2 separate regions of the Mus musculus genome follow, and region 2 is linked to region 1. Evidence: chromatin loops called from intact Hi-C (ENCODE). Cell type or tissue: heart. All regions are shown on one strand. Links, peaks and the distances in the headings refer to the core of each region. The heading gives the core; the rest is flanking DNA. Region 1 overlaps Dmtn (dematin actin binding protein). Region 2 holds the start of Dok2 (docking protein 2).

What was found. Peaks named below come from ENCODE experiments on the same cell type or tissue, not always from the same donor. Only the 100,000 strongest peaks of a DNase experiment are listed, where the experiment ranks them.
Region 2: it touches region 1 in a loop (6-fold over the local background); 4 of 42 quality-filtered maps call a loop at or near these places.

The regions. Positions count from the first base shown.
Region 1 is chr14:70,610,851-70,626,330 of GRCm38, reverse strand. Dmtn (dematin actin binding protein) reads left to right here. Exons shown (of 16, transcript NM_001252662.1): 2 at 7,923-8,092; 3 at 8,302-8,376; 4 at 8,891-9,046; 5 at 10,213-10,257; 6 at 10,618-10,717; 7 at 11,041-11,097; 8 at 11,336-11,488; 9 at 12,911-13,035; 10 at 13,558-13,663. The coding sequence starts at 8,075. Among named protein-coding and RNA genes, the nearest start is that of Dmtn, 8.5 kb to the left of the region's middle. In heart, for the core only: CTCF peaks have their summits at 7,917 and 8,143 (motif pointing left); DNase peaks (open chromatin) are centred at 7,740 and 8,170; H3K4me3 peaks cover 2,048 bases; H3K27ac peaks cover 2,220 bases; H3K27me3 peaks cover 997 bases.
Region 2 is chr14:70,759,322-70,774,801 of GRCm38, reverse strand. It overlaps Dok2 (docking protein 2), which reads right to left and starts at 421. Exons shown (of 5, transcript NM_010071.2): 1 at 293-421. The coding sequence starts at 364. It also overlaps a transcript of Xpo7 not described here. In heart, for the core only: CTCF peaks have their summits at 5,086 (motif pointing right) and 7,973; DNase peaks (open chromatin) are centred at 5,071, 7,131, 8,031 and 8,791; H3K4me3 peaks cover 2,942 bases; H3K27ac peaks cover 2,527 bases.

The sequences.
Region 1 (15,480 bases), core at 3,595-11,594:
GAGTGGCAGGGGTCCATTGAGGGGGCCAAAGCCGCTGGTTTCCAGCCCACTCTGGAGCCCCTCCTAGCTGAGGTTAGCCTGGTTAGGGTAGGGATTCGTCGAAGAATGAGGCTGTGTAGCAGGGTGTGACTGCAGAGCTTAGCCTGGCTCTCTGCCTGCGAGCAGCTAGTGTACTGAGAGAGACTGGGTGCTGAATAAACCTGGAGAGCCCCGGGGGTCCTAAGGGATTCCTTTCTCGGCACCAGACACGCCATACTCCTTTGCTGGGCAGGCACACCTGTGCGTCTCCTCCCAGAAGACTGGTTGCCAGGCTGTAGGTCTAAGACAAGCAAGGCAACGGTGCAGTGGGAGTGGAGGGATGTGGGGATGGGTCAGGTGAGGGCACTGGGAGTATTGGGGTTCACGTGCTCAGAACAGGGATGGGTTCAGCAGGCCATGCCAGGGAGCTGTGAGCACAGATGACGGGTGCCAAGGGGAGGATCAGTGGGTGGGTGCAAGTAGGTGTCCTTAGCACCATGTGTCATTGTGTGGGGGTCTGGCAGGGAGAGTGGGCGAGTGCTCTGGCAAGGAGGGCGGCAGAGTCCCTGTGTGCACCCATGTGCAGTTCTGTCAGCAGCCATGTGTTGGGCAGAGCTCTTCTGTCTTCTGCATGTATGCTCCTGGGAGTCTTGTCTCCATACAGCTAGTTGGTCTTTCTGAGGCTAGGAGAGCATCTGTCTACCCACTGGTGGGCAATGTCTGCAGAATTCTTTCAGAGCTCACGTGTGGGGAGAGTGGAATGGGGACCTCTCCTGAATTCTAGAATCTGGATTTAGGGTGGGAGTTTCCTCTCCTCCCCAGATCTGCCGATCCAGCTATATATACCTCAGGACTCAGATCTATAAGGAACGTGTTTGGACAAAGCAAGCCTGAGCAGTGGAGGGACCTAGCTAGAAAAGAGAAACTTACCTCTTCTGAGGAAAGAGCACAGAAATGGCCACTAACTCGGTCAAGAGGGGAACCTAAGAAAACTCTAATGAGCTCAGGCATGTTTGCAGGGGAGGGAGGCAGGAGGGGGGGTCAAAGGGAAAGGAGCACTCTTGTCACTGAGAGTGGGTAGGCAGGTCCTGGAACAGACGGACTCCGTTATCTACTCCTGAAGCTGCCTGATCTTGTTCAATGGGACAGGTGTCATTCAGAGTTGGTATGAGGAATGCATAGTCCAAAGCAATAGGAAAAGGATCAGAAAGCATTTGCATGAGCGAGAGAGAGAGAGAGAGAGAGAAAGAGAGAGAGAGAGAGAAAACAAGAGAAGAGAAAGTAACAGGGCCTTGGTGGCCTGAGAAAAGGCCAGGGATAAACTTGACTTAAGTAAGGCTTTTGATGAGCCACTGGCCTAAGCAGGCCCAAACCCTGCTGTCCCGTGTCTCACCCCACCCTACAATACACACATTCACTGTAGTGCGCGCCCAGTTCCCGCCCTATTGACTACACCACCCTTCTCCCACCCTAGGATGCTGTTTTGGGAACGGGTGACCTAGCTGGAGCCTGTCTTTATTTCTGGCATTGCGTTGTTGTTGCCACAGCAACTGTGCAAGTGGGGCTGGGAGGGGGAGAGGGAGAGGGAGAAAAGAAGAAGAAGGGAAAAGGAAGGCAGGAAGAAAGACAGAGACACTGAAGGAAACAGAGGCAGAGAATGGGCCTCCCACCTGCCTGACCTAGCCCACATGGCAGGCCTGTTAACTCATGAACTAACTCTCCAGCATGGCTTGACGATGCTCAGTTGTCCCAGGGCCAGATCCTACACTCTCACCCAATCCTGACTCCCAGCTCCTGCTGTACGGGTCAGGTGAGAGGTAGAGAGACCCAAGTTCATATTAAAATGGAATCTTTGGGGATGCATTGGAAAGATAGGAAATTCCTTTGGCTTAAATTCAGCCCGGTTGGAATTTCATCCAGCTTGCCTTCTTTTGGGTGGCCCTGGGTAAGCTCACCTCTTAGTTCTTTTTTGTTCTCATCTGTAAGGGAACAAAATGCCAATGTGTTAAGTAGAAAGTAGCGGTGGCTTCGGATGGAAACAAGGGCTGGACTAGACCCCCACCTGAGATGGTGGATCTCTGTGCCTGCTGAACTTTCTACATTTCATTTCTCCAAGTCCAGGGCTTTTAATCTGGATCCATCCCTGCCTGGGATGGGTAGGTGCCAACCTGGAGATCCCTGTGGGCAAGTCTTATCACCCATATCCTGGGGAGCTGCAAAGCTCTGGTTGCCGTGGAAATGAGAGGGTGGGTGGTTTGAGGTGGGGCCTGGCTGGTGGCTCAGATAAGGCTGGGGCGGCCAGCTGAAGGTGGGTGCGGCTGAGATGGAAGGATGGGAAGCCTGCTGGCTATTGACCTGAGCCTGGGAGGTTGAAGGGGGTCTTCCGACACCTGGACTGGCTTCCTCTATGGTGCCGTACCCCCACCCCTCCCCTTCTTTCCCCTTCCCTTCCTGCTGCAGCCTGACCTTTTAGTCCGTATCCACAGAAGTTACAGAACTTGGGGAGTGTTCTGAATGAAGTAAGCGGGGCCATGACGGAGGATGGAGAGGGATCAGGCCCGGAGGAGGAATGTGAGAAATTAGCTTGGGTGAGGGGACTTCACGTGGGTGCGGTAGGCAGATGCCTGTGCAGTGTGACTAAACGGAAGCTGAAAAATCACCCTCCCTCCCCACACACCTCCTTCCCACCCACTCCCATCTTTCCTTTCTCGTCTTCCACTCCAAAAAAATGGTTTCCCCTGCTGGCCTTCTGACAGCCTCAAATGTCCCCAGCAAGAACCTTATTCATAGCCCGGGGTTATAGTTTAGTTACCTAGTGCCTGGTGTGCATGACGCCCCTGGGCTGATCCCCACGACCAAGTGAAGCCAGGCTAGGTAGCGCCAAAGGTTCGGGCTTTCCAGAGGTGAAGTTGAAGGTCATCCTAGGTTGGGATTAAGTAGTTGGAGACCAGCCTGGGCTACAGTGAAAACTCTTATCTAAAACAAACCAACAAAGCACCCACTGCTAAAACCTTTCATTCAAATGCAAATGTCCCTAAGGCTCTGCCTTTTAGCACTTTCCCAAAAGGCGCTGATTTGTGTGCTCTGGTACCACACAGGGATGCAGGACCCAGATGGAGCCTGGGGAGCCCCACTAGTGCTGTGGGGGCGCCTCAGGCAGGGCCCAGCTGTGGAGGGCCTGGCAAGGGGAAGGGACAGAGGAGCACAATAACTCAACCTGAAGTGGTACTGTGGTCAGTGAGCTTAAGTGTGCCCTTGACCCAGTACTTACTGAAGTCTCATTTCACCACGCTACATGCAACCCATGCTACAACTGAGGGAACAGTTCACAGGACTGAGACGGCGTGGTGAGGGTGAAAGGCAGGACCGTGAAATCCGGAGTCCACAGTCAATCATGATAGTCTGTAAATATCAACTATTATATAACTCTGTCCACTGGTGTTTGCAATCGGGTTCCTGAGTGGCGGCTGTGTGTAGGCATGCTGGTGCTTGTTCATATGTAACCATGGCTTTCATGTCTGGCCACAACCCCGGGGACCCTTTGCTCCGTGAAGCGCCCCACGCCTGGTGTTCTGGGTGAGGTGCTAGAACATTATTCCTCCTGTCGGTCTTTGCTCTCCAGAATGCCCATTACAGCTCCCCTGCGCTCTAGGCCGCCTTCCTGGTAAAACGGAGAGGCCCTCTGACCAGCTGCCTCCCTGTGCCCTGTTCTGTTACAACCCAACTTCCGGTCCTTCCCCTTCTCAGTGAGAAGCAAGTGTTTTCTCCAGAGCCTGTCCTCCGCTGGCCCTCCCGCCCGCCCCGGTGCTGACAATCCTTTGTTCCCTGTCAGCCACCCTGCTGCAGCCTCAAACCCAGGACTTTGCAGAAGCTCCATTCCTCCCGTGGACGTGGCCTTCTTCCCTCACTTCTCTGGGAGCCTCCTCACTTCCTCTGGCCTCTGGCTTTGCTGGTCTTCCCTTCCCTTCAGCGTTTATTCCATACTTCATGTGATGTACTGACCCCTCCCCACCCCAAAGTGGGTCCTGGGATGGCATTCGACTTTCTTTCCCTGCTAGCAATTTCACATTTAGACCCCTACCTCTAGGTCTGTGGGGCATGACCTCCTTTTGGGGTCAGACGACCCTTTCACAGGGGTCACCTAAAACTATCTGCATATCAGATATTTATATTACAATTCATAACAGTAGCAAAATTGCAGTTATGAAGTAGCAATGAAAATAACTTTAGGATTTAGGGTTACAGCGTGAGGAACTGTATTAAAGAAAGGGTCTATTTAGGAAGCACTAGGGAGGTTGAGAACCACTGCTTTAAGGCCTCCAACAAAAAAACTTCTCCATTCCTCCAGAGACACCCTTTCCTGACTTTCTGCAGCCCGCTGCCTTATCTGGGGTGTGTGCCTCTCCACTTTGTGTAGAACTTATCTATGAGCGAGTTCTTCCTGGAGGGCCGGAATCAGTCCTTTCGTTCACCGATCTGTTCTCCATGAGGCTTGGGGGCACAAAGCTTGGTACTGTGTTCCGTGGGGAAGAGATGCTCCAACGTGGATGGGTGGGAAAGCCAGAAGCATATCTACTACATGGTGGGAGATGGGTGGATGGGGGGACAAGTGTTCGCTTCTAGGGCTAAGCCATGGGTATAGACCTTGGGACAATGGCTATTAGCAGAGTAAAATTCAGGGCCTAGTGAGAGAGCACTGACAGCCCTTCAGTGTGTACCACAGCGCATGTTGCTCATCAGACACCTAGTTTAAGCATTTCACATCAGCAGTGAGAAGGCTGGAGAAGCCTGATACTCTAGAAGGAGAATCCTGTTATCACAAACTCCACATTCCTCCTGGCAGTCTGATGGAGATGCCTTGGTGCTAGAATTCTTGTTTTTTGTTTTTGTTTTTGTTTTTTTTGGTTTTTCGAGACAGGGTTTCTCTGTATAGCCCTGGCTGTCCTGGAACTCACTTGGTAGACCAGGCTGGCCTCGAACTCAGAAATCTGCCTGCCTCTGCCTCCTGAGTGCTGGGATTAAAGGCATGGGCCACCACAACCGGCTAGAATTCTTGTTTTGTTTTGTTTTGTTTTGTTTTGTTTTGTTTTGTTTTGTTTCAAGACAGGGTTTCTCTGTGTAGGCCTGGCTGTCCTGGAACTCACTTTGTAGACCAGGCTGGTCTCGAACTCAGAAATCTGCCTGCCTCTGCCTCTGTGTCCTGAGTTCTAGGATTAAAGGCGTACACCTCCACAGATTTCACCTCTGGTTCTAGAACTCTAAAAAGACTCACATGGCACATTACTGGGCAGACACTCTGCACCATGCCATGCCAAAGGCATTTATTTCACTTGAGTTAGTTGACCTTGGACTGGACCTTAGTCTCCCTAAGCCTGGGTTTCCGCAGCTGTGAAATTGGTCTAGCCTGCAGAACTCTTGTAAGAACGCATTAGAATAGTTGTAGTTGTTGACCTGTATCCAGCATACAGTAGCTAGCACAGCTATTTGAGAGCGGAAGCAGGAAAGAATCACAAGCTAAAAGGCCTGCCTGGATCATAGAGTATTCCAAAGCCAGCCCGAGTAACTAACTCGGACCCTGTCTCAAAATAAAAATAAATAATAAATAAATAAATCAAAACAAAAAATAGAAGACAGAGTCTGTGGCTCAGGAGAAGAGCACACTAAATTCAAGCTCCGGGCATTTCATGAGTGCACACACACAGTCTCTAGTTCAGAAGGTAAATGTGTCTATCGGTGATAGCTGGGGTGTCACAGTTGCCCGCTGGGAAGTCAGTGGCCAGTTCGTTTCAGGGAGCAAGGCATTCCATGGCTGAAGAACCGCATCCAGCATTAAGTATCACCTTCTCCACAAAGTTTGCTTTTCAGCTAAGGGTTAGCACTAGCAGGAGGCACTAGGACAGGATGGCGGCAAAGGCTTCCATGTGGATCTAGGAGAATGAGAGGTCTGAGGGAGGCCCAGGGGTGGACGGAAGGGAGTAGATGTAGGCCGAGGTTTAGAAGTGGGATAAGGACGGCTTTTGGTGAGACACGGGCAGCGGAATGGTAGAGGTAACATACAGATGAAAAAGATTGGCAGAGCCGGGCATGGTCATGCAGCACGCCTCTTTTTTTTTTTTTTTTTAAGATTTATTTATTTATTATATGTAAGTACACTGTAGCTGTCTTCAGACACTCCAGAAGAGGGAGTCAGATCTTGTTACAGATGGTTGTGAGCCACCATGTGGTTGCTGGGATTTGAACTCCGGACCTTCGGAAGAGCAGTCGGGTGCTCTTACCCACTGAGCCATCTCACCAGCCCTTATTTTTTTTTTTTTTTTTTTTTTTTTTTTTTTTTTTTTTTGCAGCACGCCTCTTATCCCAGCCTATGGGAGCCTGGCCTGAGGTAGAAGGACTGAGAATTTGAGGTTGGCCAGGGCAGTGCAGTGCAACCCTGTGAGGAGAAGAGAGGTGGGGAGACTTAAGAGGACATGGTTTTGCCCCCCAGAAAGAGAGAAACAAAGCAGGGGCTTCATTCTTTCATGACTGGCTACAGAAAAAGCCCCCTCAATTCATTAATCCCTGGGGAGATAGAAATACTATTAATAGCTTACCCTCTACATGAAATAGAGCATGTTTTATTCACCGTGTATGCACTAACTTAGCTACTTCTTTGGGGCTGGAGAGACAGCTCAGTAGTTAAGAGCATTGTCTGCTCTTTCAGAGGACCCAGGTTTGGTTCTTAACATTCACATGGCCACTCATCTGTAACTCCAGTTCCAGGGGATCCGATGCCCTCTTCTGGACTCCATGAACAGCAGGCATGCATGTGACACACAGACATAACAGTCTGACAACACACTCATACACATAAAGATAAGTAAATAAATACTATTATTGACTTGTCTGAGCAGCCTATGACAAGGTTTCAAAAATGCTTTAGACAAGGTTTCAAAATTCAAAGCTGATTGGAACTCTCTATGTAACCCATGCTAGCCTGGAATTCAAAGCAATCCTCCTGCGTCAGCCTCCCAAGTGCTAGGATGTGCAGAGTGTAAATGACTTACCCACCACATCGGAGTAATAGTCACTGCTTAAGGCCAGGCAGGCATCCCGGCTTGAGAGGTCTTGCTTGAAACCACCACACCATCCTCCTTTCCCTTCTGTACACAGCTCTCCTCAGTCTGTGGCTGAGGACTGGGAGAAGGGAAAGGAGGAGAGCTGAGGGCGTGGCCAAGAAGGAGAGGACATGGACTGTAGCCATCACCTAGTACATAGACTGGCCTATCCTAGGGACAGACAGTGTGAAAGGTGACCAAGCAGCCCTCATAGAGCAGTGTGACAGCCCCTGAGAATGCTCTGGGCACTTTGTGGTGGCAGAGGTATTTTACAGTGTCTACATAGCATACTGCCTGCCTGTAGGGAACAGAAAAGGCAAGTGCGCTCGCTAGCTTCGGGGGGGACCACCAGCAGCTCTTGGTCATGCCCATAGCTTCACCACCCCAACCGATCCCCGTGGGTTTTCTTCCTCGGGCCTCTGGCTCCCTGTGCTTCCAGTCTTAGCTAATGACTCAATGTCCCCGTGTTAACCTTCTGGGGAAAATAAAGATTTGGCTGAGCAAACTCTGGGGAGTGAAACCAGTGGCTGGAGTGGGAGGGGCCAGCACCACTTGGGAGAGGGCCCGGGCCAGAGCAGGGCCAGGGCAGGGGTGACAAGCTTGAGGATATAGCCGTCTGTCCACCCTGGGATGCCAGCTGACCCCTGCCGTCATTTCCTCTGAAGCCAGAGAACAATGGCTGAAAAAACAAGTGCAGCCGACTCACGCAGCCACCGCCTGGCCACATGCACGCACAACTCCCTGGGGCTGAACTCAGCGCCGCGGAACCTGACAGCCTAACGCCCTTACTGGGGCTCACTGTCCTTCCAGCCACCCGCGGTCAGCAGCCCAGAGAGGCCCAAGGGATGAGGACACCACAGAGCGCTGTGACGCCCTCGCTGCAGGAGCCGGGCCGAGCCTGACGTCTGTCCTCTCCAAGTGCGCACCGGCCCCCGAGGGAGCGGCCGGCCAGTGGCTGCCGCATGGAACGTCTGCAGAAGGTGAGCGGCTTGCACCCCGGGCCAGGGTGGGGACCGCTGCTCTCCCAGGTCCGTGCTAGAGTCGCCGGCGCCACCTGGTGGCCACCTCCACGTAGCACGCCGGGTTTCCCCACCCCACCCCACCCCATCCTGAGGCCTAGGGCAAGACCCACTCCCACACCCTCGCACCCACGCGCATGCCCACTCCGCCACCTTCTCGCTCTCTCCAGCAACCTCTTACCTCCCCGGGGAGCGTCAGCTCCTCCAGAGACTCCAGTGTGCCCGGCTCTCCCTCCAGCATCGTGGTGAGTACTTATGTTGGCCACCTGCACCTCAGCTGGGAGGAGGGAGGGGCGGATCCCCTTCACTACCCCTCCCCGCCCCCCCTCCTGTCTCCCCCTCCGGCATGGAGGGAGGTCCTGTGAACTCTTGCAGGTGGAAAGACCCAGAGATCCCAGCGGAGGCTGTCTTGGGAAGGGCTGGTCTAGTTGCAGAGAGCCTCAGAGGCACAGAGCTTTTTTTTTTTTTTTTTTTTTTTTTTAAGGGGCCTAAGTCCCTATAGTCCCAGCGTTTGGGAAGTAAGGAAGTTCAAGGCCAGATGCAGCTATAGAGAGGGTTTGAGGCAAGCCTTAACTAGATGAAATGCTGTCTCAGAAATTAAAATAAGCACTTATTTTAGGTCCTTAGAAGGAACAGAATAGAGCTGCTAATAAGAGAATTGATGAATAACATGTTTTTCTGATAACTAAGTCCAGCCAGTGAGTCCAGTGTCCTAGTGATGCTATGGGGAACTCTTCCATTTGGACCATTTCCCTTCAGGCCAAGATGGACAACCAGGTGTTGGGCTACAAGGATCTGGCTGCCATCCCCAAGGACAAGGCCATCCTGGACATTGAGCGACCTGACCTCATGATCTATGAGCCCCACTTTACCTATTCCCTCCTGGAACATGTAGAGCTGCCCAGAAGCCGGGAGGTGAGAAGGGATCACGTGTGCAGGCGTGAGGGGAGCTGAGCGGGGATCTTCCTGGCAGTCCTCCTTGGAGGCAGGCACAGGCTATGCGCAGGAGTGAGCACTGTTCAGCCCCCAGCTGGACAGTGGTGACATGGGGAGAGGTCCTATAGGGAAAGGCTGGGAGAACAAAATACACAGAAACAGCTCCAGAAATTCTAGGCAAGGGAGAGGGGAAACATTTTAGCCTCAGTTTGCCCTCTGTCACATAGAAGAGCTGGTTCTTCTTATGAACCTCAGAAAGCAGTATATGGGGCAATGCTTGGTCAGGTGCTTTGTCACCTGTCTTCAAGGAAGGGGTCATGGTCATGGCGATGCTTACCTTTGATCCCTGTATGCAGAGGCAAAGGCAAGCAGATCTCCAGGGTTTGGAAGCCAGCCTGGTCTGTGTAGTGGGCAAAGGGCTACAGAGTGAAACTTTGTCTCAGAAAGAAAGAAAGAAAGTGGTCTGTGTAGTGGGCAAAAGGCTACATAGTGAAACCTTGTCTGAGAGAGAGAGAGAGAGAGAGAGAGAGAGAGAGAGAGAGAGAGAGAGAGAGAGACTATTAAAGTAAGGTGTGGCCAGGTGGCTCCGCAGGTGAAAGCACTTGGATGCATGTAAGCCGGCTGACTTAAGTGGGATCCCAGAACCAATGGTAGAAGGAAAGAACTGAGCCCTGGAAGCTGTCCCCTGCCCTCCACACATGTGCTGTGGCATGTGCGTGCCCACACTCACGCAAAGTAAATATCAAAACAATACAATTTGAATTTTAGGAAACAAAAGAGGTCATATTGGAGTGAACAGCTGTCACCCTGGAAAACTTGAGTACCGAGTGGCCCAGGAGATCTGACTCTTCCAGAGCTGCTCTGTGGCTTTGGTCCCTCCATTCCTTACCAGGCTCTGCCACCAGGGTCATACTTAGTACAGGGCACGAGGCACACTGTTCCCATATCCAAGCTTCACATGAAAAGACAGAGAGAATACTGGGCAGAAGAAGGATGAAGGCCAGGCCAGAGATTGGCAGGGACTCCAGAGGGAAGCAGGTTGGTTAGGACAGTAGGGGAAGCTGCGTAGATGGGGGTGAAATGGTCCCTCTGAGGGTCTAGGGTTTAAACCTACCTGTGACTCTGATCATTCTCTCCGTTCACAGTGCTCACTGTCACCCAAATCCACATCCCCCCCACCGTCTCCAGAGGTCAGTTGGCTTTCGTCCTGCTTTGTTTGGGCCCTCAGCCCCCTCCCCCAACATGCCTAGCCCCAGCCCAGCAAAGTCCAGGGGATGATAGAGTCAGCAAATCCTGGCTGGTTGGTCCCTGGCCAACTCATCTGTCTGCCAGACCCAGGGACTCTCTTTAACCCTTTTTCTCTGGGTAGGCACCCTGAGCGGGCAGATGGAGTCCTGGAATGTGCTTCCTCTGCCCGTGACATTGCCCTGGGGTTGGGAAGTGGGGACGCTGGTGTAGGAGGATGGGAAAGGTAGCCTGAGGTAAAGCCATGCACATGGGAGTGGGAAGGGGTATGGGGTGTAGGCTACAGGCTGCATACTTCTGCATAGGTGTGGGCGGAGAGCCGGACTCTTGGAATCATCTCTCAGGCTTCAACCCCAAGGACCACAGGGACCCCCAGGACCAGCCTGCCCCACTTCCACCACCCTGGTAGGTTTTATTATCAGCCTAGCTACGTTCTTTCCTTGGGACTTCAATTCTCCTTCAGGACCCCCAGACCCCTTACTCTCTGGTCCCTACTCTTTGGGTTTAGATCTAGCTGGACCCTACGGTACTAGGATGCCAGGCAGAACTAGCGGTGATAGTGGTCTTGCTATCTCTTCTCACCTACCCAGAAAAGTGCAGGAAGTCCCTGCCTTCACAAGGTGTGGTCTGAGCTTATGGCCCTGTTCATTTTACCTCCATTTTGTGCCCAGAGCCACCACCCCTGTCATCGTGTCCCCTTTCTCAGCTGATCTTGTTCTGTCTCTCAGAGACTACCCGCCCGGATTCCAACATCTACAAGAAGCCACCCATCTACAAACAGAGAGGTGAGGGTTCCCCTGACTTCCTCCGTGCTTCTCCTGGCACATCGCGGTGGGGTGGTGCTGAGAGCCGGGAAGGGATGGAAGAAAAGCTTCTCCAGGCCTGTAAGGCCCGGGGCTCTCTCCCGTGGATCAGCTGAGTTCTCCGTGGGTGTGAAGGAGAGGTGACAGAGCTGGAGCTGAGGGTGGCTGCGTGGTTAGCAGGGGTGGTAGGTGTGTGGACTGACCCTGGATCTGTCTGCAGAATCCGTGGGAGGCAGCCCTCAGAGCAAGCACCTCATCGAGGACCTCATCATCGAATCCTCCAAGTTTCCTGCAGCGCAGCCCCCTGACCCCAACCAGCCAGCCAAGATAGAGACTGACTACTGGCCATGTCCCCCGTCGCTGGCCGTTGTGGGTAGGAAAACCCGGGGAAAGGAGAGGAGGCCAAGGGTCCCCGTTCACTTCTCTTTCTTGGCCCGGTGAACCCAGTCCCAGCCCACCTCAAGCCTGTTTGTTTCTTCTCAGTCTTTTGTACTTTCCCCTATTGACAGTTCATTTCTTACCTCTCCCCTGTACTTCTTTGTGTTACTGTGCACAGCCTGGTCACCATTTCTTCTCCTCTTGCTCATTATCATTACCACCACCACCATCATCATCATTTGGTTTTTTGAGTCAGGGTTTCCCTGTGTAACAGCCCTGGCTATCCTAGAACTCACTTTGTACACCAGGCTAGCCTAAACTCAGAGGTCCATCTGCCTCTGCCTCCAGAGTGCTGGGGTTAAAGGCATGGCCCACCACGCCTGGCCCTCATTATTATTTCTTTTTTAAGATTTATTTATTTATTATATGTAAGCACACTGTAACTGTCTTCAGATATTCCAGAAGAGGGCATCAGATCTCATTATGGATGGTTGTGAGCCACCATGTGGTTGCTGGGATTTGAACTCAGGACCTTCAGAAGAGCAGTCGGTGTTCTTAATCGCTGAGCCATCTCGCCAGCCCTCATTATTATTTTTTTAAAGATTTGTTTTATTTATTTTATGTATGTGAGTACACTGGTGTACTCTTCAGACACACCAGAAGAGGGCATCGGATCCTATTACAGATGGTTGTGAGCCACCATGTGGTTGCTGGGAACTGAACCCAGGACCTCTGGAAGAGCAGTCAGTGCTCTTAACCACTGAGCCATCTCTCCAGCCCTCATTATTATTTTTTAAGGTTTTATTTGATTTGAACTATATGTACATGTGTGTATGTGTGTGGGAGGGTATGTGCATGGAAGTGCAGTGCCTAGGAGGCCCAAGGCAAAGTTACAGGGGGCTGTGAAGGCACCCCGTGCGGGTTGCAAATGGAACTCAGGTCCTCTGGAAGAACAGTGCATGGCCTTAACCACTTAGCCATCTCTCTAGCTCCTGTCACTTAATGGACATCTCTCAAGTTCTTGCTATAGCCAGACCCTGTGATAGGAGATTTGGAAAAGAGAAGTAAATGAGAGAAGGGTCTTACTCTCCAGGGAATTTAAATATGTGTTTCTTATCCAGTTTATGAATTTTCTGGGGACTAAGCATTCAAATATATGGGGCCTATAGGGGGATGATTCTTATTCAAACTACCACAGACACTATCTCCAAATCAACAACAATAACAAAAATGTAGGTTTTCTAGAAATGAAACTAGACTCAAGGTGTAAAGAAAGAAAGAAAGAAAGAAAGAAAGAAAGAAAGGAAGGAAGAAAGAAAGAAAGGCAGACAGACAGACTTTGTTCCAGCCCTGTTCCACAAGCTGGAGAAGCCCATGGCTGAGTGGCCACATTGTTTCTGGGGCCTCTATCTCCTAGAGACAGAATGGAGGAAACGGAAGGCATCTCGAAAGGGGGCAGAGGAAGAGGAGGAAGAGGAAGACGATGACTCTGAAGAGGAGATTAAGGCCATCAGGGAACGGCAGAAAGAGGAGCTCAGTAAGGTAGCATCTTGCCCCTCCCCACCCCCGCCACCCTCATGCCATCTAGGTGATAAATATTCTGTCCCCAGAGCCAGTCTAAAAGGCTAGTGCCATAGAAACATCTGCATTTGACCTGGTGGGAGGTGCCTCTTCTTTACCAGGAGTCCTGTGCTTTAGGCTGCTTTTGGAACAGTGGTCCTGGACATTAAGATCCAGAGCACAGGAAAGAGAGGGGTGCACCAGCACCCGGTTTCAGCAGGCTGGCCTAGGGGAGGAGAGAGAATAAGGAGTCTTGGGAAGGCCATTGGTTGTGCTCTTGACATGGTGACCTAGAATAGAGAAGCCACAGTGGAAGGCTACCACTGAACATCTTCAGCAAACAATTTGCTTGAGTGCCCAGTAAGATCAACGGGCTCCAGGTGTGGACCAGCCACCTGGGAAAGCCATCGCTAACCCTCCTGCTTTGAATCCCAAGTTTGCACTTTTCAGAGATGGGAATCTGGTGTCTTCGGCTGGGCACCATTCTCCTCTACCCCCAAACAGGTTACTTCCAACTTGGGAAAGATGATCTTGAAAGAAGAGATGGAAAAGTCATTGCCCATCCGGAGGAAAACACGCTCTCTGCCTGACCGGACACCCTTCCATACCTGTGAGTGCTGTGGAGTGTGCTCCGGGTCATCTGGCCAGGGGTGGGTGTGGGGTGGACGGATGTGTGTGTGGCTATTGAACCATTATACTTAAAGGCTCAGTCTGGGGGTGAGGCCCACAGGTGTACTCCTTTAGGGCAAAAATATGCCCTGATAGCCAGAACAGGTAGAGATTCCTGGTACAAGCAGCGTGAGAGCCTTGACTTCATTTAATGGACACTTACTGAGGGACATGCTAAGCACTGGGGTCATTGTGAGTGAAAGATACAGCCATTTCCTCCAGCCAAGGGGAAAGTAATGTGTAAATCCGTGTGACTTTTGAGCAGTGTGGCAGGCAATGGGGACAGAGTATCAACGAGTGCTTTGAAAGGCCAGTGAGGAGGCCTGGTAGGCTCCCCTAAGTATTTTCTTTAACCATTTATTTATTTATTTATTTATTTATTTATTTATTTATTTAATGTGCATTGGTGTTTTGCTTACTTACATGTGTCAGTGAGTGTGTCAGATCCCCTGGAGCTACAGACAGTTGTGAGCTACCACAGGTGCTGGGAATTGAACCCAGGTCCTCTGGAATAACAGCCAGTGATTTTAATCACTGAGCCACCTCTCTAGCCTCCCCTAAGTCTTAGAAGAGGCAAATAAATGGTGCAGAAGGTCCTTCCAGATGTCAAGGACAGCGTGGGAGCAAAGGCCGGGAGCTTGAGCTAGTGTGGCAGCACAGAGAGCATGGGCACCGAGTAGCATGCGGTGGGTGAAGGGGGCCTTGAGTTCTGGGCCTCTGAGCAACCCCAACTAGTCTGGACTTCCCTAGAGCCTGGTAGCTGGAGATGGGAGGGACAGAGCTAAGCACCCCAAGGGAGAGGCATGAGAACTCTTAAGACCTGACCTTGGGAGCCATGACGGGTCACTGTTTTTGCATTCCATTAGTCAAGGCACCAAAGCTGGCAAGGTGGCACAAGTTTAATCCCAAAACTAGGAGTCTAGCCTGGGCTGGGGAGGAAAAAATAAAAGACCCTATCTTAATCACCGTTCTGTTGCTGTGAGGAGGCACCATGAACAAAGCAACTAATCAAAGAAAGCATTTAATTGGAGCTGGGTTACATTTTCTGAGGCTTACTCTATTATCATCATGGCAGGGAACATGGTGACACTCATGACACTGGAGCAGTGGCCGAGAGCTACATCCTGATCCAAAGGCAGAGAAAAGCGAACACCTAGGCCTAGCATGGGCTTTTGAAACCTCAAAAGCTCACCTCCATTGACACACTTCCTCTAACAAGGCCATGCCTCCTAATTCTTCTAATCCTTTTCAACAGAGCCACTCTCTGGGGACTAAGCATTCAAATATATGGGGCCTATAGGGCGATGATTCTTATTCAAACTACCACAGACACTATCTCCAAATCAACAACAATAACAAAAATGTAGGTTTTCTAGAAATGAAACTAGACTCAAGGTGGAATAGGTTCTGTCCCAGATTCAAGGAATTACAAGGTTTCATTGCAAAAAGGAAGCAAGGTATATGGAGAGAGTTACAGGTCATCTCTGGAAACAATCTTCCAAGCTGGCTTGTAGATGTACATATTAGTCAGCCTTCTGTCGCTGTATGAAATATGTGGCTAGACCTGTGGAGCAGGCCTGTAATCTGAGCTGCTCAGCAGACTGAAGCAAGAGAATTAAACATTTAAGGCATCTGGGCATAGTGGTGCATGCCTTTAATCCCAGTACTTTGTAGGCAGAGACAGGTGGATCTCTCTGAGTTTAAGACGGGCCTGTCCTACATAGAGAGCCCCAGGACAGCCAGGGCTACAAGGAGAGA
Region 2 (15,480 bases), core at 3,609-11,608, 150 kb before region 1:
CAAATTCAATACTGAGCAAGGGAACAAAAAGAGAGAGAGATAATGTCAGAATCTGCTTCCTCCCCCACAAGCAAGGACAAACAGCCCTCAGCAAAGAGCGATCCAGAGCCTGGTTTAGAAGGCAAGGCACGTTGAGAAGGCAGACATCTTCCCCAAGTAGTGTTCTTGTCTAAACTGGTGGAGCACATGGTCTCATAAGGGTCAGGGATATTAAGACACCCTTCTACCCGGGATAGTAACAGGGCCCTCCCCCAAGCTGCTCCGCCCAGCGAGAGCCCAGCCTTACTCTTACCTTGCCAAAGGTCTGCTGCTGCTGAAGATGCAGGAAGCCCTGCTTCACAGCTGGCTCCTCCATCCTGACCATCGCAGCTTCAGCTCCCCACTGCCATTGCCTCTGCCCTCTCTCTTCTCTCTTCTGGGCCTGTTCCCCCTTCTCTCTAGTTCATTTCCTCTCTGACTAGAGTTTTTCTACACTATTCTAGTCTGCTTGATGACGACAGGCTGATAGGCCCTGTGGTTTCTTGCTCTGTGTGCGCCTTTTTTTTTTTTTAAGTGCACTTCACGAGCAAGCTTCCTTCCTGCATTTCCAGTGAGTAACATGCAATTTCCAAAAAAAGCCAAATTTCACACTTCTGCAGAAGCTGGTGTGAAGGACTGAGCCATAAGAACAAAGAGACCCCAAAATCAAGTTGTTCAAGAAAGTCCGGGGTGAGGGCTCTACATTCAGGCAGGATGCTGAGTGTGTCAGGGCTGGAAAAGCCCTTTGGAATCAATCACCATAACCTACTCATTGAAAAGAGAAAACTGGGGCTGGAGAGGTGGCTCAGCGGTTAAGAGCACTGACTGCTCCTCCAGAGGTCCTGAGTTCAAATCCCAGCAACCACATGGTGGCTCTGTAATGGGGTCTGATGACCTCTTCTGATGTTCCTGAACGGAGCAATGTACACGTACTCATATGCATAAAATAAGTAAATAAATCTTGAAAGAAAGAAAAAAGAAAGAAAGAGAGAAAGAAAGAGAGAAAAAAAGAAAAGAAAAGAAAAGTAAAGAAAAGAAAAGAAAAAAAAAGAAAAGGAGATAGAGATGGTCTGAAGGGCCTATAAGGCTAACACCCAGAACCCAAGTCTCCCAGCTCAAGCAAAGATGAGCCATATACTGGGTAAATTACAGATAGATAAAACATGTGTGTGTGTGTGTGTGTGTGTGCACGCACACACACACAACACGCACCAGTCCCATTGTATGAAAGTATTTCCTGCCTGCCAAAAACACATACAATACACAAGTCTGTGGTGAATCTAGCAATAAGAACAACATACAATACACAAGTCTGTGGTGAATCTAGAAATAAGAACATTCTCTCTAGAAAAAGATTTCCTCCCCAAGTCTAACTCAGCTGTTGGCTTCCTTCCTCACTTGGGTTCAAGTGGGACTTACCTTAAACTGTGGGAACTTCAGAACTTCCAATTCTTCTATGCGTGCCAAGCCTGGTGTAGCACTGGTGGAGACAGAGCGACATGTAGCCCCTGGTGTGAGCCTCCACAAGTGTCAATGGCTGCTGTGAGAGGGAGACTTGTTTGTGTAGTGCATATTTTCACTCTGAGGAATGTCCTCTGTTTCAATGTTAATGACTCCATGCTAATCAGAGACAGCGTGAGTCCAGGAAGCGAAAGTGAGGCCTGGAGGCAAAGGTGAGGTGGCTATGTCTCCAGAAAAATGGTAAATGCTGAGACTTTCAGGACAGCCCTTGAGGCTATGGGAAAGAACTCTAAATACATGAGTTCAGTATATATATATATATAGTTTCTCAACTATGCAAAATATAGGGATGCGATATGAATTACAAGGAATGAATTCATGAATCTAAAGGAATAAAGGCAGCCACACTATGAGTCAGCTTATCAGGCAGATTCCTGAGCTCCAGGTCAGCCTAGGACAGAGGGAGGTTAGGCCCAGGTGTGGTCAGGGCAGTGTCTCACCTAACTCTCTTATTGTCTGTTCTTAACAAAGGTCTGTCTAGACCTCTGAATTCTTTTGCAATATTAAGAAAAAAAAATGTATGTTTGCTGTCTCCTAAGAATCAAAGGTCTGGGGTCATGGGATGTATACTTGATTATCCTACGAGATAATTGAAAGGGAAACCTGGAGTAAATGACTGGAGTAATATGTAAAATAAAAGACTGGACCTGTGCTCTTCAGGAAATAAATGAATGAGCTATCCAGAGAATTTTTTAGGAAAAAAAAAGTGAACTACTTGGAGAACAGACAGACATGCACACACAGAGACACAGAGACAGATAGACAGACAACACACACACAAGGAGGCAGGACATAGACAGAGAAATCTCTTAGAATAGCAAGCAAGCAGAACAGAGATCTCCAGAGAGAAAGCAGACAGACAAAGAGAGAGACAGACTGGAAAAGCTTTATCAAGCAGAACATAGCTCGGACCCACGATTTGACTTCAAGTCGTTCTTTCCACTGCTCCCAGAAACCCATTCTCTCAGAACCCCTCTCCATGCCGAGGCTGGTCCTTGCCATCTACTGTCTCACCAGTCACGTTTTATTCTCTGACAAAGGTGGGGACGAGGGGGACATAAGCATACCTGCTTGCAACTTTCCTGAGATCACAGAACTGTTAGGGGTGGATGGGTAGGCCATTAATGCAATGGGGTTTTGGTTTGTTCGTTTGTTTCATTGGTTGGTTTTTGATCTTTTGAGACGGAGTCCTATGTTTCACGGGCTAGTCTCCAATACATGTGCCATCATACCTAGCTAGTACAACTTTTTTTAATCGTGTGTGTGTGTGTGAGAGAGAGAGGGGGGGGGGAGAAAGAGGGAGAGAGAGAGAGAGAGAAACAAGCATACCCGTGGAAGTCAGAGACCAACCTCAGGTATCCCTCCTCACCTCCCATCCTGTTTGAGACAGGATCTCGTTTGCGTTCCCATAAGTCAAAGTAGCTGGCCCATGAAAGGCAGCTCCTGGAAAGTCTCCTGCATCTGCCTCCCACCACGCCTGCTGTGATTGAAGGTGCTACTATGATATTGACTTACATAAACTCTGGAGATCTGAACTCAGGTCCTCAGACTTGCATCGCAAGCCATTTAGCCACGGACTCATCTTCCCAGATCTGTAACGAAACTTCTCTCAGGCGCCAATCAGAATGCAGATGCCATGCAGAAAGAGAATCTCTTCTGGGAAAAGCCATGTTCCATGGAAATTTTCACCTTAGAGCCAGATGACCTGAAGAAGCAGCCTGGAATAGTTGGGAAAACTGTGGACCAGGCCATACTCCTGGGAGCAATCCTATGAAGGATTTATATAACTTAGCCCATTTCTTCTACTGAGACGTGGTTCAAGCCTTCTGCTGTAGATGCCGGGTATAGACCAAAACAGCTTGGAAAGGTGAACACAAAAGCTCTGGGGTTTGGAGCTGTGTCAGCCCAGCTCACCTCACCCTTGCTGCCAGGATTTTAGCAAGTTGGGTCAAACACTAAAGGAGAACCATGGAGTTGTGAGAGTACTGGCTTGGGAAGTGGCTAAGAGTATGAAGCAAGGCATAGCCTCCTCTGTCTCTAGAGCATCATAGATTCTTCATTTCTGAGTCCTTTTCACCTGGGAAATTTTACTTGAGCCCAGGTATATAAACCAGATATACAAATCAAGCTTTTACTGATAACCAATCATAAACTTACTTTTAAAAAAGTCTTTGGTGGGGGCTGGTGAGATGGCTCAGTCGGTTAGAGCACCCGACTGCTCTTCCGAAGGTCCAGAGTTCAAATCCCAGCAACCACATGGTGGCTCACAACCATCCGTAACGAGATCTGACTCCCTCTTCTGGAGTGTTTGAAGACAGCTACAATGTACTTACATATAATAAATAAATAAATCTTAAAAAAAAAAAAAGTCTTTGGTGTATGCACTACCATTTATTAATGACAGGCAAGACCAAAGAAATGGCTAGGCTCACAACCAAAAATATAAAAACAGAAGCAAATTACATATTGAGATGGGTACACTTGCTCACTTTCACACAATAACGTAACGATGGCTGAATATTTGATAACGAAGGACATGGAAACCTCATGAATCAATCAGTCTCCACAGTCCACTTCTTGAAACGGAAGGAAACTGAAGTTAGGGGTGGTCTGGAGAGTCTTCCAACGCAGGCAAAGCTGAGCCACATACCCAGTATAGAAAAGCCGTTTTTCAAAATTCTCCCCTCTCCGTGTCCCGTCCTGCCTGCAGGAATTGCAGATGCTACTACAGTATCAATTTTCTCTGGTTCTCAATGCTTTTCAGAGTTGAGTGCTATTCCGATGTTATAATCATCAATGCTGAGAACTCATTGCACACTCACAGAGTACAGCTGGACCTGGGGTCCACACCTGGAATGCTAACACTTAGGAGGTGGAGCAGGAGGACTGGAAGTTCAAAATCATCCTTGGCCACACAAGTAGTTGACAAGGTAAGCCTTTGATACAGAAGACCCCTCCCCCCCAAAGTGCAGACATCCAGGCATACATACATACATACATAGTATGAAGTGGCGCTAGTATGTTTAGGGACATATCAGAAACTGCTGGAAATTCTATGCTAACTCCAAGAAAAATACATGTAATATTATCTTTTGTGAAACAAGTGAGCAACTCAAAGAACAGTTTTTAAAATAAAATATTCTAACAATATAATCCAACAATATACTAATGTTATAGGTGCTAGGAAGGATTGTAGAAAAATATTGGCTTTGTTTTTCTTTCTTTCTTTTTTTGGTTTTTTGTTGTTTTGTTTTGTTTTGTTTTGTTTCCAGACAGGGTTTCTCTGTATAGCGCTGGCTGTTCTGGAACTCACTCTGTAGACCATGCCTGCCTCTGCCTCCCAAGTGCTGGGATTAAAGGTGTGCACCACCACTGCCCGGCAGGATACAGATTCTTATCAGATGGCTCTTCTTATCGGATGGCTCTGGTGTGACAGTGCTGTGGAGTTCACCAGCACATGCCTCACAGGAGTGCAAAGGATGCTTTCTTTCTCAAACACCCTGCTTACCCTCCAACCAGTAGGGAAACAGGATACACACCACTCAGAACCACAAGGGGGCGCCCGAGTTTACTAGATTCCTTGGAAACTTTTTAAACCTGACCCCACGTATTCCAGAACACACCCCCACCCCCACCCCCAATCCCATCCCTGGCCTGTGGAAGCTGAATACTTTTCTCATAGCCATAGTCTAAAAGGAGCTAGAATCTACTAAGAATACGTCTTCCATCAAGCTGAACTTCACCCAGCTGGGGTAGGGATCCCGCTATGGGAATCCTGCAATAACCACAGTGACCTTCTGCTTGGCCTCTGGGGAGCCACAAGAGCAGGATCTTGTGCTGCACTGTCCCCAGACACAACCGAGGTGCAGAGACTTAGAGGACTTCTGGGTCTCCAGGCGCCAGTGTTAGGAAGCAAAGGTGTCAACAAATTCCCATAGCCCGTACTGAGGACAGTTGGGGTTTCAGCTGGCTCCCGGCTTCCTCACTCAGGGATTAGCTAACTCCGAAAGATCTTCTAGGTGAAGAGAGATACCCAATGGGCAGCTCTGGGCAGACAAGAGAAAGGTTTAAAATGGGCAGAGAGATGTGGACATGAGAAAGATGGACTGGGCAAAGGACAGGATGAGGACAGCTGTGGTGCCTGCCATCCTCAGCTTCAAAGGTTCCTGACTGTAGAGGGTCGGACAGTATACATCCCTAATCTCATTGCTATTTACCCTTTCCCCATTAAGTATGTAAATGGTCCTCCTATATCCATGGTTTCATAAACTAGAATTCAAAAATACTAAATGGAACACTCCAGAAACAAGCAACCCTTAAAAACAAAACAAAACAAAACAAAACTGTGTAATGCCACACTGTCATTGTTCTATCTTATTATCTATTACCATTCATCTTACTGTGGCAACTTTATAAACTTTATCTTAGATATATATGAAGAAAACAGCATATAGATACTGCCTGCTCTGTAGCTTCAGGCAATGTATCCTCCGAGCATAAGGGAGACACTGCATTAAGAAAAGAGAGGGTTCAGTTCCTGGCACCTTTGGACCAGGAAAGGTACTGAGTAACGGCAAAAGAAGAGCAGAGCAGAGCCAGAAATGAGCAGAGCATTGTGAAGGAGCAGGGGTACAGGAGAGGTCAGCCAGGTCATACCGAAGATGCTCAAGAAGAGTCCTCTCAAGGGCTTCAAACACGAGTGTACGCTGTCTGTTTTGTGGGGTTGATGTTGCAGCGGTATGGGGACTGAGCCACCAAGGAGAAATACAGGGACAAGGGAACATATAACAGGATTCCATGTAGGACTTAGAAAAAAATGTAAGCCTCAGACCAGGATATCAGCATTGAAGACAGGAGTGGAGTCTGGTGTGCATTAGAGATATGCACAGCAGGCATGGAGGTGAAGACTGAGGAGGACTGACAAGCTGAATAATCAAGATTATTTCTGAGTTTATTTTAAGAAAGTGGGTGAACTGAAGATGGGGAAGAGAAAAGGAGAACCAGGAATCAGGAGATAGTGGACAGAGATCTGAGTAGTCTGGCCTACTAAAAAGCTACCTTATCAATCAGTCAAGAAGAAAGTCACTGCAGGGCAGTGGTGGCACACGCCTTTAATCCCAGCACTTGGGAGGCAGAGGCAGGTGGATTTCTGAGTTCCAGGCCGGCCTGGTCTATAGAGTGAGTTCCTGGATAGCCAGGGCTATACAGAGAAACCCTGCCTCGAAAAAAAAAAAAAAAAAAAAGCCAAAACAAAAAAAGGCAAAAAAAAAAAAAAAAAAAAAAAAGGAGGAGGAGGTCACTGTCACTGAGACCCCAAGAGTCTACAACTGCAATGTAACACAAAGTCAGGAATACCCTGGCACTACCTCCCTACACACACCCTTGCCTATTTATACTCATGGAATTAATGATTGGCTACTGGAAGGTTGGAGAAAGAGGGAGAGGGAGAAAAGAGGGCGAGAAAGTCAAAGATTAACAGGAAGAGCTTGCCAGAAACAACAGTTGAAAGCTCTGCCTTACTTCTGCCTCCTAAATCTTCTGAGTCAGTCTCTTTCACTGAGTCAATTTTGCTGGCCGAACCCCAATTACAAGGAAGTCTGGGTAATGTAGTTCCTACTTGTCCTACCTTTGCGAACTAGAAGACACAGCAGGAGGAAGACACGCTGCTGCTGAAAACCAGCCCAATAAATCTGCAACAGTAATACTGTGGGCCTCGCTACCGCCTTCACTTGCAGATGTAGTCCTGTTAGCCAACTTAAAACAATGCTATCAAAATCCCGCTGATTTAATCTAGGAGCCTTGAGTACAAACTGGAGTGGAAGCCAATAGAAAATAGGAATCGGCATTATCTAACACAGAAAACTGATGGGGACTCGGCCTCGGCGTTCAGATATTACCCTCACCCGACGCATCTGACCCCTTCGTGGGTGGAGGGGAAGTGGGGTGGGCTGCCTGTAGCACTGGTCCAAACAGCAAATTGATTTCGGAAGATTAAAAGGCAGCATGTTAACATTTTTGATCATCGGTATCTGGCGGCTATATCCATGGATGTTTATAGAGGAGAACAAGACATTAATAAAAACAAGGCGATTGCTACCGGGGTTGTTGGTGAAACCCGGATCAGAAAACAATGACCCTGGTCCAGGAGAACGGGCTAGAAAAGCACAATCACAATCGCGGCCCAGTTCAGAGCAGTGTCCTGGGAAGTCGCGAAGGGTGCAGGTATCCCAGGTAGGAGGTCTTTGGCCCTGGGGCAGGGACGTCCAGAGACGAGTCAAGCAGGCCGCACGTGGACAGGCAATGGCCCGGGTGCACAGTGCGGGGTGGAGCCATGACAGCACCCGAAACGACAGGCAGCGTGCTCCGCTCCCACGCGGCGCTGGCCCGCGCGCGAGTTCGAGCGCGGCCCCTTTAAAACCCATGTAAACAAAGCTTTGTTCCCCCAGCTCCCCTCCCTTGCGCTTCCACGGCCCTCCGCTTCCTCCCACCCGGCGTCTCCGGGCCGCTGACGTTGCCCGCGCCCCTACGCCGTCCCAGCCACGCTGCGCATTCTCCAACCCAGAGCGGCCGGCCGGGGCCTGCGCGGCAGAGCGGCGCTACGCCACGAGCGTAGCGCGCCGAGTCCCCAGCGCGCAGGCGCAGCGGCGACGGCGGCAGCAGCGGCGGCGGCGGCCCCGGCCGAGGTGCGCGCTGGTGGGGAGGGGGGGCCTGAGAGGAGCATGAATGGAGCAAAATGGCGGATCATGTGCAGGTGAGCGAGAGCCGGGGGAGGGGGCGGCCGAGGGAGTCGAGGCCGCCGAGTGCGGGGCGCACGCGGGCCCCGGGGCTCGAGCCCACCCGGGGCCCCGACAGGCCGCCGAGCCGCCGCCGCTCAGAGCCGCCGAGCCGCCGCCCGTCCCGCAGCGCGGGGCCTTTCCCGCCTCCCGGACCGGGGGCCTCCTCCATCCCCTCCCACCCGGCCCCACGCCTCACGCGAGGCGCTGGAAGGACGGACTGGTCCGCGGGCGCGCACAGCCGCGGCCCGAGGCCTCCGTGCAACCCTTGGGGGAACCTTCCAAACCCGGGAGCGAGAGGACCCCTCGTGACTGTCCTAAGGGGCCCCCCAGGTCACAGCGCCGGCCCTCAGCGATTAACAAAAAGAGCGCCTTACCACGCGAACCCCGCTCTCCTGACTCTTTCCGGTCGCCTTTCCTCCTCGCGCCCCCAAATCCGACAGACCCCCTTTCCCTATCTGGCCCTCTACCTCTGCCCCGAAACGCCCTCCGCTCCCACTTCCCATTGGCACAGCCGGGAGGCCCGAGCACCCTGTCCTCCAAAATGGGAGCTGAGGCCTTGCTCGCCTCCCCTCGCGCCCCCCTTGCCATAGCCTAGGAGTTGAGCGCCCACACCTCCAGTGAAACACGGGGTGGAGGGGGGTGTGTCTGAAACCAGAGCTGCTGGGTTGGGTGCAGACAGCCCTCGGGAGGGTCTTGATCGTGCTCCGGAGCTGAGTGGGGGGATGCTTTGGGGTCCTTATAGAATAACACAGGCCGGGAGGGAAAAAGGGTAGCCCACACCTAACCCAGCAGTAGCTGGAGCAAGTGCAAGCTGTTTCTTGCAAACTAGGTAAAGTTTTTGCTATCTGGGGCTTCTGATACTCTTTGACAGTTACTGATGTTAATCCATTGTCAGGAACCTTCGGATTTCCTATGCAACAAACCCCACAGGTTTGGGGCTATGGGAAGTAAAGATGATCTGGCAGAGTCGCCTTTATTTTGCATACAGTGTGGCGTCTTTCCCCAAGTTCTAAGAGTAATCTTATTCCGAGTATGTTCAAAGAAAGTGGAATGGTGAGACTTCTAGTTGTTTCTTTGACCGAGAAAGAGACTGATTAAAGACTCAACTTCGAAGGCTCGAGATTGGTGGAGTTGCACTCTGGAATGGGAGGGACTTATCAGGGTAGAATTATATCGCAAAACTTAACCACAAATAGAAGACCACAGATTCATGTTCTGAAGCAGTGCGGTGGCCTACTTCAGAAGGAGCAGTAAAACATGACAGAGTGTTAATAATAATAATAGTGTTGAAGAGACAGTAGTAGATGTTTCTACTACAAAGACATGAAGGTGTTTATGTGATTTTTTTTTTTTTCATCTTAAAAAGTAGGTAGTGTGGTTACCTCTGCACTTCAGGGAACAGAACCAAAGCACAGAACTGCTGTGAGACTTGCTTAAAGTAAGTCCAGGTGAACCAAAGTTTTTAAAATTTTGAGTCCAACTTCTGCTAAGGATGTGCAATGAGTATTCCAGAACTTTCTGTTTGTGCTAGGGCTCAAACCCAGGGTCTTGAGAATAGAGCTCATGAGCAGTGCTTTGGGGAGCACAGGGGACGTCATTAGTTTAAAAACTAATGAATATATGCATTCATGTGTATATGCCTATAGAGAGAGGAGGGTAAGGGAGATGGCTCCCAGCACACACATGATTACCCACAGTTATCCAGTACTCCACATCTAGGATATCAGACACCTGGCATCTACAGGCGTCAGGTATACACGTGGTATACATACATACATGCAATCCCTCATATGTGTAGAATTTTTTTTTTAATTTTTAAATGTGGGTTCTGTCTCCTCTAAAGAAGTGTCTGCTCATGGAGTCCCCCAGTCCAGAATATTTTTTTCCAGGATTTTTTAAAACTGATTCTGTTATCATTACTCATTAGAATGTCAAAATGCATCAAAGCCACCTTCATAGCCTTTGTGCCACAAAAAAAGGTCTCATTTTTTTTTTTTTTTTTTTTTTTTTTTTTTTTGGTTTTTTGAGACAGGGTTTCTCTGTGTAGCCCTGGCTGTCCTGGAACTTACTTTGTAGACCAGGCTGGCCTCGAACTCAGAAATCTGCCTGCCTCTGCCTCCCGAGGAGTGCTGGGATTAAAGGTGTGCGCCACCATGCACGGCTTCATTTTTTTTAGAATGCTGTTTTTCTCCCACCTACCCAAAAATAAGTAGACTAAAGTAAGACTTCAACTTCTAGATGGAGGGAAGCATACTCAAGACTGTAATGTGTCACTCTGAATTATTTTGGAGTACTGGGACATGCTGGGTTTTATTTTATTAGACCAACAAGCTAAGTGTTAGTATCGGATATTTAGACTCTTTATAGTAGTATTTTAATACAAAACCTTCCCATGAAAAAGACACATTCTTCCTCAGGTTGGTTAGAAACTGGTCTGCAGAACACTGAAGGAGGTACCTACCTGATCACACTGTTGATCTTACTAAGGGAGTCTGATGATCAGGCAGCTGCATGTGCACAATACATAGAGTATATCTATACTTTTGTAGAACTGCTACCGTGAGCAATTTTTTTTCTCTTAATGATAAGTAAGTGTATGGCAGATTTTCTCAGGCTTCTGGAATCTTCAGACATTGTTTTTCTAAGGTATATAGGGCCTTGGGGTTCTTTCCAGTATGTGTGTGAGGGGCTAAATGGAGTCCCCATCTGACCTCAAACTTCCTATGTAGACAAGTGTTGGCCTTGAACTTCTGATCCTCCTTCCACCACCTCCATTGTGCTGGGATTATAAGTGTGTGCCAGGTTGTGTTTTATTGACGATTTTAAGTGCTGTGAAACTTTAGTCATGGAAAAATTATAATACTTGGTTTGTCTGTGAGCCCTGTTATTGTCATAGTCAAGGGTCTTTAGAAAACTGGCCTTAATGTAATGATTTTCTTACTTAAAAGGTGTGATCTAACCTTTGAATAGTGTAGTTACAAAGCATTACCTGGTTGGGGAGAGGGGAGGACTAAAACTGTGTAATCATGATGGCTGGGTGGGTGGATGGATGGATAGTTAGGTAGCTAGATAGGCAGAGAGAAAAAGAGGATGTTATATAAAGTTAAGTGGAGGTGATGTGGCAATTCAATACCTTCCCATTCTAGCTTGTTAATGCAACTAAATCAAGATAACTTGGAGAACAGTGATACTGCAAAGATTAAGAAGGAACTTGCTGACTTTAATAGCTAACAGGATTTGAGACAAAAAGGAAGGAATCCAGGAATTAAATAGGTTGCTAAATAGGTACATGTATTAGACATACAAATTTAATAAAAAGAATAATTCTGGAGTTTTGATGTGTTATTGAGCTCTGCTTTATAACTGTGTAACAGAGAAGACTTTGCAAAGTAATCATAGTTTGAAATTTCAGGTGCAGTAATTAAATATTGACTGCCAGTGTGACTCTAGGAAGTTATGAAGAATCAGTACAGCTGGCAGGTTAAAATTTAACAGAGTCCAAAAATGTAGCCTGATTATATAGCAAAAGCGGTTGTCTCAGGTTTTTGAAACGTGCAAGGAGAGGATAGCACAGTAAGTCAATTTTGAGAACTCTACGTGAAAATAAATAGTAACTTCCGGTACTTTGTCAACTAAACCTATTAGTACCAAAATTCTTACTGTTTACTGTGTGAAAGATGCAGAAGGAGAAAGACCCAGGAGCCTGAAACTGAAGTACTAAATACTCATGCTCTCTTTGCACAAGCATCAGAGAGCAGGCTTCTGCCACACAGATGGAGACAGAGGAGACACATTTCAGAGCAAGGTTCCCTTCCCTAAATCCCTCTCAAATGAGAATTTACAAAATAATGTCTGGGATTTATTTTTGTCATGGGATCTCCCTGTGTTGTCCTGGCTGGCCTTGAATTCCCAGGGTCACGTGATTCCCATCCAGCCTCGCAATAGCTAGAAGTGCAGGAGTGTGCTCTTCTGCCTAAGTGTTCTCCAGCAAGTGTCAGTCTTAGAATCACCTGTTCATATTTACTTGATAACTCATGTTTGTTAGATTTCCTCCTGTGAGAAAAGCCTTGAGAACAATGTGTGTGTGGTACCATCCAAACACTGAGCAGTAGAACAGAGTGTGACTAGGATAAAATGGTCTGTGATTTGGGTTGAAGTACTAGAAGCGGCAAGAAGATCCCTGTCCATACCTTACAGGAAGTAGCTTCCATAGTCGCCAGCTGCATTTTCTGTCCGGGTTGGATTTTAGAAGCAATATTACCATTGCTCTTCAGGAAGGGAGAATGGCTCACTTAAGCCCATAAGCTAACAGTTCTCTGTAGCTACAGCTACTTCACTCCCTTCAGTATGTGTAAAGAAGATAGTGTTCTGAATTTTTTTTTTCCTATTTTAATGCCAGACATCTTATCTCACAGATTTTCTCAGGGTCAGAGACCTGGGAGTGGCTTATCTCAATGGTCCTGGTTCAGGGTCTACTGTACAATCTGCACTGTCAGCTGGGGCTGCAGTTTCAAGGCTTGACTGAGGATGGAGAATCCGCTTTCAAATGCACCCTCTTTAATAGGCTCAGTTCCTGTAGGTTCTTGGTTGGAGTGAGGGCTTTAGTTCCACACCAGCTGCTGTTTGGAGGCTTCAGTTCCAGCAGCCTCACCTAGTACACCATCTTACAATCTTAACTTTTTAAACTGTCTAATAACGTCTACTTAGTATGAGTGACTCATCTTTGTTTCTTTTGTAAGTTACTGAAATATGGTCTACCTAAAGACAGGTAAAGAAAATTCATTATTCAGCTTGATGAAATTTCCTTTGTTACCAGCTCCCAAATTAATATTGTCAGTACCCAGAAGCCCTCTTGATGCCCCTGCTTGTACCCTGTCACACCACCACTCCCTTCTAGATAACTCCTACCCTGTCATTTAGCTTTTTAAATTTATTATTATATCTAAGTACACTGTAGCTGCCTTCAGATGCATTAGAAGAGAGCGTCAGATCTCATTACGGATGGTTGTGAGCCACCATGTGGTTCCTGGGATTTGAACTCAGGACCTTCGGAAGAGCAGTCGGTGCTCTTAACCACTGAGCCATCTCTCCAGCCCATGTCATTTAGTTTTTAAGTATGCTTTCACAGCTAAGGCTTAGTAACAAATTCAGCTGGAAGGCCGGGGGGGAGCAGTTGTTACTCGGCTTATTGAGTATTTTTACTCATTTTTGAGAACACACTGGAAACTGTGTGAGTACTCTGGTGAGAGAAAGGGGAAGTGTACCTACACAAGTTTAAGGTAGTGGTCCTTTATGGGTATAAACAACCACAATATTTTATTATTAAGTTTACAAGTTATTTACAAGTGGTTCTCTTTGACCTCTTGATCCTAGTGGAAGGTCATAATATATGTTCCTAGACAGCTGTACCCAAAATGAATTTTTAGGTAAGGAGATATATTCCTTTTTTTTTTTTTAAAGATTTATTTATTATTATATGTAAGTACACTGTAGCTGTCTTCAGACACACCAGAAGAGGGAGTTAGATCTCGTTACGGATGGCTGTGAGCCACCATGTGGTTGCTGGGATTTGAACTCTGGATCTTCGGAAGAGCAATCGGGTGCTCTTACCCACTGAGCCATCTCACCAGCCCCGATATATTCCTTTTTTAATCCCACAGTAGCAGAGGCCTTGCATCTATGCAAGAGCCATACATACTTTTAACCCATTAACAGTTTCTTCAACTCCTACTTTGGTTGTTTTTTGTTTTTGTTTGTTCAGTTGGTTTTGTTTTGTTTTGTTTGAGACATAGTTTCTTTATGTAACCCTAGCTGAAACTTGCTCTGTAGACCAAGCTGGTCTCCATCTCACAGACCCTCCCTGCCTCTGCCTCCCTGGTGCTGGGATTAAAGGAGTGTGCCACCTCAGATACCTCCAGCCCCTACTTTTTAAATTTTGAGACAGGTTCTCAATTGTTCAGATTAGCCTTAAACTTTGAATCCTCCTGCCTCAGCCTCCCAAGTAGCTAAAATTACAGGCAATGCAACCTAGCTGGACTATGAGTTACATTCTTGAGAATGATTTGTAGTGACAACCATAAACCATCTTCTGTTTTCTGTTGTTGTGGGGACTTGGAAAGGATGCACAAATGTGGTACTCTACCTTCAGGGTTCTCTGTGTGAATTGGAGAGATAATAAAAGCCTGAGTTGTCAAGTTAAGACTTCATAGTGAGAGTCCATGCTTTTGTCAACATGTCCCTAAATATGTGATTATTAATTACTCTTTCTTCGCATTACAGTACCTCTGAAGAGTGCAGTTCACTCTTATTTATAGCCTCTTTAAAAGCAAGAAATTCTTAATAGAATGAGGATAGCATGAAGGAGCTGACTTAAGAGTTTGTGCTGCTGCAAAGAAACACCATGACCAAAAAGCATGCTGGGGAGGAAAGGGTTTAGTTGGCTTACACTTCCACATCAAGGTAGGAACTCAAACAGTGTAGGAATCTGAAGGCCAGAGCTATGCAGAGGCTATGGAGTGGTGCTGCTTGCTGACTTGCTCTCCATGGCTTGCTCACCCTACTTTCTAATAGAACTCAGAACCAGGGATGACGCCACCCACAAGAGGCTGGGCCTTCCTCCATCAATCACTAATTAAGAAAATGCCCTACAGGTTTGCTTACAGCCCCATTTTATAGAGGCATTTTCTTAATTAAGGTTCCTTCCTCTCTGATGACTTTAGCTTGTGTCAAGTTGACATAAAACTATCCAGGACAGGAGAATATATTAAAGTCATTGGAAGGGAAAGGAATTGCTCACCACAAAAAAAAAAAAAAAAAAAAAAACCTCGACCCTTAGTAATTCTGATACGTACATACTTGGCTCGTGACCATGTCACACAAATATGTGCTTTTATGTCTGCCCACACTCTTGTGCCATAAAAGTAATATAGATATATTTGAAAGAAAGTAGAATTAGAAACTACCTACACATTAGCACTAATTGGACTTTTAGATACTTGCCATTTTAGAGTGTTGTCATTTGACATTCAGAGCCATTCTATAAGATAGGTATTGTAGAGATGTTACTAATGAAATTTTCCTTGAAATGGGTTGATTAAATAAAAACCTGCTATCCCTTGAAGAGTGGAGAACCACCGGAAGATTTAGATATGAATGTAGTGGCTGT